2 separate regions of the Homo sapiens genome follow, and region 2 is linked to region 1. A link is a contact called in ENCODE Hi-C or POLR2A ChIA-PET data. All regions are on one chromosome and are shown on one strand. The core of a region is the stretch at or near the end of the contact, and the rest is flanking DNA. Distances in the headings are between cores, read along the strand shown. Region 1 overlaps OR1I1 (olfactory receptor family 1 subfamily I member 1). Region 2 has its middle 30 kb from the start of CYP4F2.

What was found. A loop is a pair of places that touch in the nucleus more often than their neighbours do. ChIA-PET counts read pairs that join two places held with the same protein, here RNA polymerase II (POLR2A). Pooled maps may share reads with other maps.
Region 2: a loop to region 1 is called in a pooled map, with 2.8 times the contacts of the local background. The contact joins two enhancer-like sites. A Hi-C loop is called at or near these places in 1 of 50 pooled maps. POLR2A ChIA-PET finds 5 or more read pairs at or near these places in 3 of 52 experiments (MCF 10A, activated CD4-positive, alpha-beta T cell and activated CD8-positive, alpha-beta memory T cell).

The regions. Positions count from the first base shown.
Region 1 is chr19:15,089,915-15,096,208 of GRCh38, reverse strand. OR1I1 (olfactory receptor family 1 subfamily I member 1) reads right to left here. Exons shown (of 2, transcript NM_001004713.2): 2 at 3,239-6,294. Among named protein-coding and RNA genes, the nearest start is that of OR1I1, 11 kb to the right of the region's middle. Within about 2 kb of position 3,993, at least 2 of the 41 ENCODE cell types and tissues checked have a DNase peak (open chromatin) inside an H3K27ac peak, as active enhancers do.
Region 2 is chr19:15,864,716-15,871,009 of GRCh38, reverse strand. It overlaps the pseudogene CLEC4OP. Among named protein-coding and RNA genes, the nearest start is that of CYP4F2, 30 kb to the left of the region's middle. RefSeq lists a silencer at 5,837-6,131. Within about 2 kb of position 1,814, at least 4 of the 41 ENCODE cell types and tissues checked have a DNase peak (open chromatin) inside an H3K27ac peak, as active enhancers do.

The DNA of each region.
Region 1 (6,294 bases), core at 2,744-5,243:
TTGGGGGTATCAAAGGAGGAGTGCATCTCTCACTTAAAGTGTTGGGATTATAGGCATAAGCCACTGTGGCTGGCCCTTTGCAGATTTTAATCTGTATCTGTTTACTGCAATAAACCATGAGTATAATAACATTACTGAGTTCTGTGAGTCTTTCTAGCAAATCATTAAAGGTGAGGGATGCCTTTGGGATCCCCAGCCACAAAGGTTTACACAAACAAAACCACCTCCATTTCCTGCCAAGTTCCTGGCAAATGGACAGTTGGGAGGATTGTCCCAATCCATCTCTGCGAACTTCAGCCCAAATCTTAGTGAATCTTTCTTACACTTTCCAGAAAGTGGCCACTCCTGCTGGCTTGTCCGCTTTTCACTCCCCAGAGTCCCACACAGGGGCTGCTCCCTCCTCCCGGGACAGGCCTTGAGTTGCTCCAAGCTGCAGTGTGACCTTGGGCAAGTCACCCACCTGGGAGGCTACCAGCATCATGAGGGAGGGAGAGGCTGGGTTTTGAGGTCACACCAGCCTGGGCTGGATTCCCCCACTCTGCCCCAGATCTGGCATGTGGCCTTGGGGTGGTCACTTTTCGTCTCTGAGCCTCAGTTCCCGAATCTCCAGATTTGCTTTGAATCACCCAATAAAATTTCACATGGAGAGAAGGAAGTGTTCTTGTACTTTTTTTTTTTTTTTTTTTTGAGACAGAATCTTGCTGTGTCACCCAGGCTGGAGTGCAGTGGCACAATCTTGGCTCACTGCAACCTCCGCCTCCCAGGTTCAAGCGATTCTCCTGCCTTAGCCTTGAGTAGCTGGAGCTACAGGTGCATGCCACCACGCCTGGCTAGTTTTTGTATTTTTAGTAGAGATGGGGGCTTCACCATGTTGGCCAGGCTGGTCTCGAACTCCTGACCTCAGGTAATATACCCATCTTGGCCTCCCAAAGTGCTGGGATTACAGGCGTGAGCCACTGTGCCCGGTCTGTTCTTGTACTCTTAATATAGGCTTGGGCCGTGTGCAGTGGCTTACACCTGTAATCCCAGCGGTTTGGGAGCCAAGGTGGGAGGATGGCTTGAGGCCAGGAGTTCAAGACCGGAATAGGCCACATAGTGAGTCCTCGTCTCTATAAAAAAGTAAAAAAAATTAGCCATGTGTGGTGGTGCGTGCCTATAGCCCTAGCTACTCAGGAGGCTGAGGTGGGAGGATTGCTTGAGCCCAGGAGGTCGAGGCTGCATTCAGCCATGATCACACCACTGCACTCCAGCCTGGGCGACAGAGCGAGACCCTGTCTCAAAAAAAAAAAAAAAAAAAATTTACTGGATAAGATTGGCTCAAACCTCTTCCAGCATGCTTGCTAAGATTTTAGAGAATTTCCAGATTATTTTCTGTCTTTTGTTGTTGCTGAATTAAGGAGTCCCGCCATCTTGCTGGTTTTGCTCTGTGGGATGAGGCCCCTGGCTTCTTAATTTCAGCAGAGTCCCAGTCCCACAAGGCACCTGAGTGTGGGACAGGCATAACTGAAGGTTGGGGATATCAAAGGAGGAGTGCATCTCTCACTTAACCTTGACTGCAGGTATCTTTGTTCCAACTCAGCAGCCTACTTTGGCTGCCCCATCCGGTATTCCTAAAACCTTTCCATCACACTGCCTCATTCATTCATTCATTCAGAAAATATATTTTGTGGCTGGGTGCGGTGGCTCATGCCTATAATCCCAGCACTTTGGGAGGCTGAGGTGGGTGGATTATTTGAGGTCAGGAGTTCGGGACCAGCCTGGCCAACATGGTCAAACCCCGCCTCTACTAAAAATAGAAAAATTAGCTGGGCATGGTGGCGGGCACCTGTAGTCCCAGCTACTTGGGAGACTGAGGCAGGAGAATAACTTGAACACGGGAAGCGGAGGTTGCAGTGAGCCAAGATCACACCACTACACTTTAGCCTGGGCGACAAAGTGAGAGTCCATCTCAAAAAATAAAATAAATAAAATAAAATAAGATTAAATTAAAATAAAGAAAAAAAGTGTTTTTTGTTTTTTTTTTTCTTCTGAGACAAGAGTCTTGCTCTGTCGCCCAGGCTGGAGTGCAGTGTCATGATTTTGGGTCACTGCAACCTTTGCCTCCCGGGTTCAAGCGATTCTCCTGCCTCAGCCTCCTGAGTAGCTGGGATTACAGGCACGTGCAACCACGCCTGGCTAATTTTTGTATTTTTAGTAGGGATGGGGCTTCATCACGTTGGCCGTGGTTGGCCAGGCTGGTCTTGAACTCCTGACCTCAGGTGATTGCCCGCCTTCACCTCCCAAAGTGCTGGGATTACAGGTGTGAGGCACGGTGCGTGGCCAGAAAACATACATTGAGTGGCTACCGTACTAATCATAGGGGCACAGAGGTGCAAAGATAAACAAGATAACACTATTTCAGGTCCCAGCTCCCAGCTCAGTCAAATGGGTGAAACAGACATTAATCAAAGGGTTACACAAACTAATATAAAACCACTGCAGTGAGGAGGCCGGGTGCAGCAGCTAACACCTGTAATCCCAGAACTTTGGGGGGCTGAGGCAGGTGGATCACTTGAGGCCAGGAGTTCGAGACCAGCCTGGCAAACACGGTGAACCCCGTTTCTACTAAAAATACAAAACATTAGCCAGGCATGGTGATGCGTGCCTGTAATCCCAACTACTCGGGAGGCTGAGGCAGGAGAACCATTTGAACCCAGGAGGTGGGGGTTACAGTGAGCCGGGATCGCCCCACTGCACTCCAGACTGGGAGACAGAGCAAGACTCTGTCTCAAAACAAAACAAAAGACCCCACAAAACCACTGCAGTGATGAAGAGATCACTAATGATGAGTGATGATGAGAGAGGGGATAGCGAGTGTAACATTAGGGCAACTGATGTAGCTGGGCAAGGGATGGAGGTTAGGGGAGGCTTCCTTGAGGAAGTGGAGTTTGTGCTGAAATCTCAATGCCAAGCAGGAATTTACTCAGGAGGGGTCAGGAAGAGGGAACAGCATTTGCAAAGGTCCTGTGGCACCAGCTCCTTATCTTCTGATGGTTTTCAGCCCACTTCACCTCTCACTTTTTGGTCTTTCTTGGTCCCCTTAACTCTTGTCACTCCCATCCATCTATACGAGGATTGGCAACCTATGGCCCATAGGCTAAATCCAGCCCTTGAAATAAAAATAGTTTTGCATTTATTTTTATTTATTTATTTATTTTTTAAGTTTTTTAGAGACAGTGGTCTTACTCTATCCCCCAGGCTGGAGTGCGGTGGTGCAATCATAGCTCACTGCAGCCTTGACCTCCTGGGCTTAAGTGATCCTCCTTCCTCAGCCTCCTGAGTAGCTGAGACTACAGGCATGCACCACCATGCCCAGCTAATTAAAAAATTTTTGTAGAGATGGGGGAGGTCTCACTATGTTGCCCACTCCAGTCTCGAACTCCTGGCTTCAAGCAATCCTCCTCCCTTGGCCTCTCAAAGTGCTGGGATTACAGGCATGAGTGAATGCACCTGGCCTAGAGTAGTTTTAACATTTTAAAAGTGGTTGAAAACAAACCCAAAGGCTACAAGGTATGACATGTACTATGATATGAAATGGAAGCTTCTGTGTTTATAAACAAAGTTTTAGTGGAACACAGCCAAGCCCATTCGTTGATGTCTCATCTATGGCTGCTTTCGCCAGACAGCAGCAGAGTTCAGTCATTGCAACGGAGATGGTAAGGTCCCTAAAGCTGACAATATTGACGACCTGGACCTTGACAGAAAAAGTTTGCTGACTCCAGATCTATGGCATGGATAACTGGCAGGTTCGTTCTGAAGCACAGCCCCACCCCCTATCCTCCTTAAACCTTGTCATGGTCCCACTCCCCGTGGTCCACACACCGTGTTACTCCCAGTGCCCTCCACGGGCCCCCTGCAAACCCAGCTTCCCTGTCACTCTGGGCTCAGGCCACACCAGTCTCCGTGATTTCTTTAAACAACACAGGCTCCTTCTCATCATGGAAACTTTGCACCTGTTGTGCCCTTCCAGGGGGAGATTACACCTAAGGGCCATGGACCTGGGCCAGTTCACAGCTAGAATACAAGTTTCCGGGGAAAAAAAAAAAACAACCAAAAACCAAAAAAAAAAAAAAAAAAAAAAAGCGTTTTAAATCCAATTTGTGAAATGACATTATTGCCACCTAGTGGCCACTTCTCTAACTGTAGTTTTCAGAGCTTTTAGGGCGGTTGGGAAGGTTCCCTCCTGGACACAGTGGCTAGAGCGGCACCCCAAATCTGGTTCTCCTGTATCTCTGTACCTAAAGCCTATTTGGGTCCCGGTTATCTACAGGACCCCCATCTAGCCCAGTGATGCTCAAACTTTTAAATTACAAACTTTTTTTTTTTTTTTTTTTTTTTTTTGAGACAGAGTCTCGCTCTGTCACCCAGGCTGGAGTGCAGTGGGGCGATCTCGGCTCACGCAAACTCCGCCTCCCGGGTTGACGCCATTCTCCTGCCTCAGCCTCCCAAGTAGCTGGGACTACAGGTGTGGGCCACCACGCCTGGCTAAGTTTTGTATTTTTTTTTAAATTGAGGAGGAGTCTCGCTCTGTCACCCAGGCTGGGGTGCAGTGGCGTGGCCTTGGCTCACTGCAAGCTCCGCCTCCCGGGTTCAGGCCATTCTCCTGCCTCAGCCTCCCGAGTAGCTGGGACTACAGGTGCCCGCCAACATGTCCGGCTAATTTTTTGTATTTTTAGTAGAGATGGGGTTTCACCATGTTAGCCAGGATGGTCTTGATCTCCTGACCTCATGATCCGCCCACCTCAGCCTCCCAAAGTTCTGGGATTACAGGCATGAGCCACTGTGCCCGGCCTAATTTTCGTATTTTTAGTAGAGAGGGGGTTTCACCATGTTGGTCAGGATGGTCTCGATCTACTGACCTTGTGATCTGCCCGCCTCGGCCTCCCAAAGTGCTGGGAATACAGGTGTGAGCCACCATGCGCAGCCTGCTGTTACTTTCAGTGGCAAAACCACAATTACTTCTGCACCTACCTTGTAGGGGTGTTGCTTAACACTTATTGAGATTGTGCATATAAAGGAGTTAGCATTGTTCAGATAATAAATCTCGGTTGTCATCATCATTATTGTCATCATGCTGATACCCAGTAAGTGAATCCATGCAATCTAAATCCTTCATCCTTTTCTCCAGTTCTAGCCCAGGGTCCCTTGGCCAGAACACATGGTCAATTGTAAACTTGAGAGGATGTACTGGGACACTTTGTAGGTTTTGTAGGTTGCTGACATTTCTTAAACTAACTGCATTTGTTTTCTAGCAATGTTGCAACAAAGTACCACAAATCAGGCCGAGTGTGGTGGTTTACACCTGCAATCCCAGCACTTTGTGAAGCCGAGGAGGGCAGATCTCTTGAGGCCGGGAGTTTGAGACCAGCCTGGGCAACATAGTGAGACCCTGTCTCTACAAATATATATAGCTGATTGCAGTGGCATAGGCCTGTAGTCCCAACTACTCAGGAGGCTGAGGCAGGAGGATTGCTTGAGCCCAGGAGTTTGAGGTGAGGTTGCACTTTAGCTATGATTGCACCACTGTACTCCAGCCTGGGTGACACAGTAGATCCTGTCTGTCTCTAAAAGAAAAAAAAATTTAAAAATTACCATGAACTAGGTGACTTAAACAATAGAAATTTGTTGTCTTACAGTTCTGGAGGTTAAGAGTCCGAGATCAAGGTGTTGGGCCAGGTGCAGTGGCCCACGCTTGTAATCCCAGCACTTTGGGAGGCTGAGGTGGGCAGATCACTGGAGGCCAGGAGTTTGAGACCAGTCTGGCCAACATAGTGAAATCCCATCTCTACTAAAAACACAAAATTAGCTGGGCGTGGTGGTGGGTGCCTGTAATCCCAGCTACTTGGGAGGCTGAGGCAGGAGAATTGCTTGAACCTGGGAGGTGGAGGTTGCAGTGAGCCAAAATCATGCCACTGCATCCAGCCGGGATGACAGAGCAAGACTCCGTCTCAAAAAAAAAAAAAAAAAAAAAAGATCAGTTGTCAGCAGCTTTGATTCCTTGGTTCCTTCTGAGGGCTGAGAGGGATAGCCTGTTCCACGCCTCTCCTGGCTTCTGGTGGTCTGCAGGCAGTCCCTGGCATTCCTTGGCTTGTAGGAGCATCACCCCAATCTCTGCCTCCATCTTCATGTGGCGGTCTCCATGTGTGTGGGTGCCTGTGTCCAAATCTCCCCTTTTCATAAGGACGCCAGTCGTATCAGATTAGGGACCAACCTAATGACCTTACTGTAATCTAATGACCTCTGTAAACACCCTAT
Region 2 (6,294 bases), core at 565-3,064, 780 kb before region 1:
TCTCTGTGCTTTGGTTTCCCAACCATATAATGGAGACAACAGCACCTACGTCAGACTCATCCCAGGGACTAAATATAAGGGGCTCAGAGCTGTGCCACTTTATAGAAAATGCACTATAAACGTGGCCATTATTACTTCCTGCCTCAGAAAGCCTGGCTCTTGCAGATCTCAAAAGGTCTTTTGAGACTGTTATTTGTGTATCTTGGAAATCAATGGCAACAATTTTTTTTTTTTTTTTGAGACAGAGTCTCACTCTGTCACCCAGGCTAGAGTGCAGTGGTGTGATCTCGGTTCACTGTGACCTCTGCCTCCCGGATTCAAATGATTCTCCTGCCTCAGCCTCCTGAGTAGCTGAGATTACAGGTGCACACCACCACGCATGGCTGATTTTTGTATTTTCAGTAGAGATGGGGTTTCACCATGTTGTCCAGGCTGGTCTCGAACTCCTGGCTTCAAGTGATCTGCCTGCCTTAGCCTCCCAAAGTTCTGGGATTACAGGTGTGAGCCACCATGCCTGTCCGGCAAGAATTCTTTTTGTTTCTTTGTTTTGTTTTGTTTTTTGTTTTGAGACAGAGTCTTGCTCTGTCACCCAGGCTGGAGTACAGTGGCACAATCTCGGCTCACTGCAACCTCCGCCTCCTGGGTTCAAGCCATTCTCCTGCCTCAGCCTCTGGAGTAGCTGGGATTACAAGCGCGTGCCACTACGCCCGGCTGATTTTTGTATTATTAGCAGAGACGGGGTTTTGCCATGTTGGTCAGGCTGGTCTCGAACTTCTGACCTCCTGATCTGCCTGCCTCGGCCTCCCAAAGAGTTGGGGATTACAGGCGTGAGCCACTGCGCCTGGCCAAGAATTCTAACGTGTGCTCATTGAATGAGCTCTGCCTGCCCTCTCTGCTGTGCATATAGGAGGCGCTTCTTTTTTTTCTGAAAGCGATGGGGGCACATGGAAGTGCAAGGGGGTGGGAGCTGAAGGAAACCTCAGTGAATGTCTCCCAATAAGATCCTGCTACAAACATTTATCTCTTAGCATAAGGGACTCGGCACCACTGATCCCTGCAGACCCCTCAAACCTCCTTCCCAGCTGCTCTCCCTCCCTCTCTGCACTTGGCCGCCCTGGGCTCAATTCTGATTCCCTAATAGACTCTCTGTTCTTCTCTCACAGCCTTTGGATTTGCGGTTCCCTGTGCTTGGAATGCTTTTCTCCCAGCTCTTTTGTGACTGAGTCTCATCTGATTCCAGGATTGGCTGAAATGGCACCTTTTCATCCAAGCTCTTCCTCCTCTATCTAAACAGCCCCCCATCCCAGATAATTTTTATCCCATGATCAGTTTTTGTCATAGCATTTTATTGCTCTGAGAGAGTGTTTGTTTCCTAGTTTATTGAAAGCAGATAGGGTACGCAATCCTTTATCGTTTGTCTTCTTCATCGAGCTGCAAGTTCCATAAGGCAGAGAGATCTCTTTTGTCCTGTCTGTTCTTGTTCTGTTTATTCAATTATAGTAGATTCTGTTAGAGCTCTGCCTGTAACTCTTTGCATATTGCTGTTGCAATATTTACTATCCTGTCTTCCAACTGCCAACGTCTCTTTGCTGCAGAGCTTCCTGTAGCTGGATCTCACTCTGCCTCTCAGACAAGCCCAGAAGTGTTGGGAAATTAACCTCTCATTGATTGGTTCTTAACCAAGGACTGATGGTTGCTGGCAGATGAATCCTTCAACCCCCCACCCTCCAGCCCTTTTCCTGGAATAACTCAGTGCATTCCCTACACTGTCCTCTAGAGGTTCCCAGTGAACCGCACCCCCTCTCCGATTAAGGCTCACACTTAACAATAGGCCCAACACCAGGCTCTTTATCTCAATCTGCTTCTGGAGACCCATCTAAGACACCTGCTTGAAGAGAGCCTAGACATAATTCAGTAAATATTTCTCCTTCTCTCCCCTCCCCCGCCCCTTCCTTCCCCTCTCTAATGACCAATAATGTTGAGCATCTTTTCCTGTGCTTCCCAGTGTTTAAAACAGCATTTTTAGCCTGGACGCGGTGGCTCACACCTGTAATCCCAGCACTTTGGGAAGCCGAGGTGGGTGGATCACTTGAGGCCATGAGTTTGAGGCCAGCCTGGCCAACATGGCGAAACCCCATCTCTACTAAAAATACAAAATATGTAGCCAGGCATGGTGGCACACGCCTGTAGTCTCAGCTCCATGGGAGGCTGAGGCAAGATAATCACTTGAACCTGGTTGGTGGAGGTTGCAGTGAGCCAAGATTGCGCCACTGCACTCCAGCCTGGGCAACAGAGTGAGACTATCTCAAAAAATAAAATATAAAATAGCATTTTTTTTTTTTAGATGGAGTCTCACTCTGTCAACAGGTTGGAGTGCAGTGGCGTGATCCCCCTCCACTCCCCTCCTTTTGTTTTTGCTCTTTCTTTTTTCCTTCCTTTCCTTTCCTTTCCCTTTCTTTCTTTCTCTTTTTTCCTCTTTCTTTCTTCTTCTATCTCTAGCTCTCCTTCCTTCCTTCCTCCCTCCCTCCATCCATCTCTCCCTTCTTCCTTCCTCCCTCCTCCCTTTCTTTCTTCTTTCTTTCTCTCTTTTTCTTTCTTTTTTCTTTCTTTCTTCCTTCCTTCCTTTCTTTTTCTTTCTTCTCTCTCTTTCTTTCCTTCTTTCTTCTTTCTCTCTCTCTCTGTCTCTCTCTTTCTCTCTCTCTCTCTCTCTTCCTTTCTTTTCATCTCACTCTGTCGCCCAGGCTGGAGTACAGTGGTGCAGTCTTGGCTCTCTGCAACCTCTGTCTCCCGGGCTCAAGAGATTCTCGTGCCTAAGCCTCCTGAGTACCTAGGATTACAGGTGTGTGCCACCACGCCTAGCTAGTTTTTGTATTTTTAGTAGAGACGGGGTTTCGCCATGTTGGCCAGGCTAGTCTCAAACTCTTGGTCTCAAGTGATCTGCCCGTCTCAGCCTCCCAAACTGCTGGGATTATAGGTATGAGCCATCACCCCCAGCCGGTTCAGTAAACATTTCTGAATAAATGACAAACACGATCAACACTAGTACCACACGATATCGCTATTTATTTGTCAGAAATATTGCTTCTAAACTTCTCCCCAGACTCACCCCCAAGAAGTTGGCTAGAACTTGAGCAGTTGTCCTTTAATTGCGATTTATTTCATGAACAGGTAACATATGATTTTAACGTGGTTGTCATAAGGAAGTGCTGATAGGCAAGGTATCTGGGAGTGACGCTGACACAGTTGGGTCCCAGTCGGACTGTGCTTCTGTATGATAAACTCCAATTGTATAGTTCATTTGTGCTTTCAAAAGGTACTTATTAAGGCCAGGCACACTGCACTCCATCTTGGGCAACAGAGTGAGACCCTGTATCTTAAGAAAAAAAAAAAAAAAAAGGACTCACACCTGTAATCCCAGCACTTTGGGAGGCCGAAGCGGGAGGATCACTTGAGGTTGGGAGTTCAAGACCAGCCTGGCCAACATGGTGAAACCTCGTCTCTACTAAAAATACAAAAATTAGCCGGGTATGATGGTGCATGCCTGTAGTCCCAGCTACTTTACTAGGGAGGCTGAGGCAGGAGCTTTGCTTGAACCCGGGAGGTGGAGGTTGCAGTGAGCTGAGATCATACCACTGCACTCCAGCCTGGGTGACAGAGTGAGACTCTGTCTCAAAAAAAAAAAAAAAAAAGATATTTATTAAGTGCTTAAGCCTGTGTAATAGTTGTCTATTACTATGTAACAAGTCAGCCCCCCACCAAAACATAGTGACCTAAAACAACAAATATCAGGATTAGGGCATTATATTTCAATACATTGGAATTATTTAGAAGACTGTGATACTCAATATAAATATGAGAAAGAGTCTCACTCTGTTGTTTTTGTTGTAATTGGTTTTTGGGATTTGCCAAAAATTATTTGCCAAGGCTGATGTCAAGAAGGATGTTTCTTAGGTTTTCTTCTAAGATTTTAATACTTTGAGGTCTTACATTTAAATCTGTAATTCATCTCGAGTTAATTTTTGTACATGGTGAAAGGTCAGGGTCCCGGTTCATTCTTCTGCACATGGTTAGCCAGTTATCCCACGAACATTTATTGAATAGGGAAGCAGCCAACAAACAAATGAAAAAATGTTCCTCTTCGTTAATCATCAGACAAATGCAAGTCAAAACCACAATAAGATTCCATCTCACACCCGTCAGAATGGCTGTTACTAAAAAGTGAAAAAAAAAAAAAACAACCAAATACTGGTAAAATTGCAGAGAAAAGGGAACACTGCTGGTGAGAATGTAAATTGGTCTAGCCACTGTGGAAAGCAGTTTGGAGATTTCTCAAAGAACTTTAAACAGAGCTACCATTTGACCCAGCAATCCTATCAGTGGGTATCTACCCAAAAGAAAATACGTTATTCTACTAGGTAGACACATGCACTTGTGTGTTTACTGCAGCACTACTCACAATAGCAAAGATGTGGAATCAGCCTAGGTGCCCATCAACAGTGGATTGGATATTTTTTTCCTTTTTTGAGATGGAATCTCTCTCTGTTGCCCAGGCTGGAGTGCAATGGTGTGATCTTGGCTCACTGCAACCTCCGTCTCCTGGGTTCAAGTGATTCTCCTGCCTCAGCCTCCCGAGTAGCTGGGACTACAGAGACCCACCCTCACGCCCAGCCAATTTTTGTATTTTTAGTAGAGACAGGGTTTCACCATGTTGGCCAGACTGGTCTTGAACTCCTGACCTCAGGTGATCTGTCTGCCTCGGCCTCCCAAAGTGCTGGGATTACAAGTAGGAGCCACCGCACCTGGCCTGTATTCATTTTTTTAAAATATCATTTTACGTTCAGGGGTACATGTGCAGGTTTGTTACACAGGTAAACCTGTGTCACGGGAGTTTGTTCTACAGATTATTTTTGTTACCCAGGTATTAGGCCTAGTACTCATTAGTTATTTTTCCTGATCCGCTCACTCCTCCTACCCTCCAGCCTCCAATAGGCCCCAGTGTGTGTTGTTCCCCTCTATGTGTCCGTGTGTTCAAATCATTTAGCTCCCACTTATAAGTGAGAACATGTGGTATTTGGTTTTCTGTTCCTACGTTAGTTTGCTTAAGATAATGGACCCCAGCTCCATCCATGTTCCTACAAAGGACGTGATCTTGTTCTTTTGCATGGCTGCACAGTATTCCATGGTGTATCTGTACCACATTTTCTTTATCCAGTCTATCATTGATGGGCATTTAGGTTGATTCCATGTCTTTGCTATTGTGAATAGTGCTACGATAAATATTCTCATGTGTGTGTCTTTATGGTAGAATGATTTATATTCCTTTGGATGAATACTCTATAATCAGGTTGCTGGGTCAAATGGTAGTTCTGTTTTTAGCTCTTTAAGGAATCGCCACACTGCTTTTCACCATGGTTGAACTAATTTACACCCCCCACCAACAGTGTATAAGGATTCCGTTTTCTCTGCAACCCCCTGCCCCCAGCATCTGTTATTTTTTGGCTTTGTAGTAATAGCCATTCTGACTGATGTGAGATGGAATCTCATTATGGTTTTGATTTGCATTTCTCTAGTGACCGGTGATGTAAAGATTTTTTTTTCATATGCTTGTTGGCCACATTAAAACTACAAGTAGCTACCTAGCTGGGGAGATGAATGAAAGCTGTTGGGAAATGTCATTGTCCTCGGTGTCCAAGAAAAGAGTCACACAAATCATTTCCTCGGTTGAAATGTCCACCACTTCATCGTGAGAAGCCAAGAGCACTTTTCATGCTAAGCTGTGAGAAGCAGAGAGTGGCGGTGGGGGTGTCAGTACAGGGATCTGAGATTCCGTTCTCTGTTGCTTTGTGTTTCAGTCACCTTGGACAGAAATCAGCTTTGCAGAGGAGACTTGGTGCCCACTGCCTCCTGAGCTCAGAGACCCAGGTCCTCTTTCCGGCTGTGTTAACAGATGACCAGATATCTCAGGATCTCGGGCCACACTCTAAGCCAGGAAGGAGGAGCAGTGTAAGAGACTTGAAGGGGAGTGTTTCCTTCCAAGGGCTGGGTGGAGTTTCCCAGAAATAAGCATGTAGAGTAGGAGCATCTCAGAGCAGAGTGAGCTGCGGTCATGATTGAAGGCAGGGATGCTAGCAGCAAGGACCCCAAAGAATTATCAGCATTGGGGCCCAAACTTCCCCCCAGGCTGGGGGAAACTGGTGAGTCAAGAAGCTGGGACCAGAAACCCTTTTATGTGCAATTAAGAGCTTGGTGGGCCAGGCGCGGAGGCTCACGCTTATAATCCCAGCACTTTGGGAG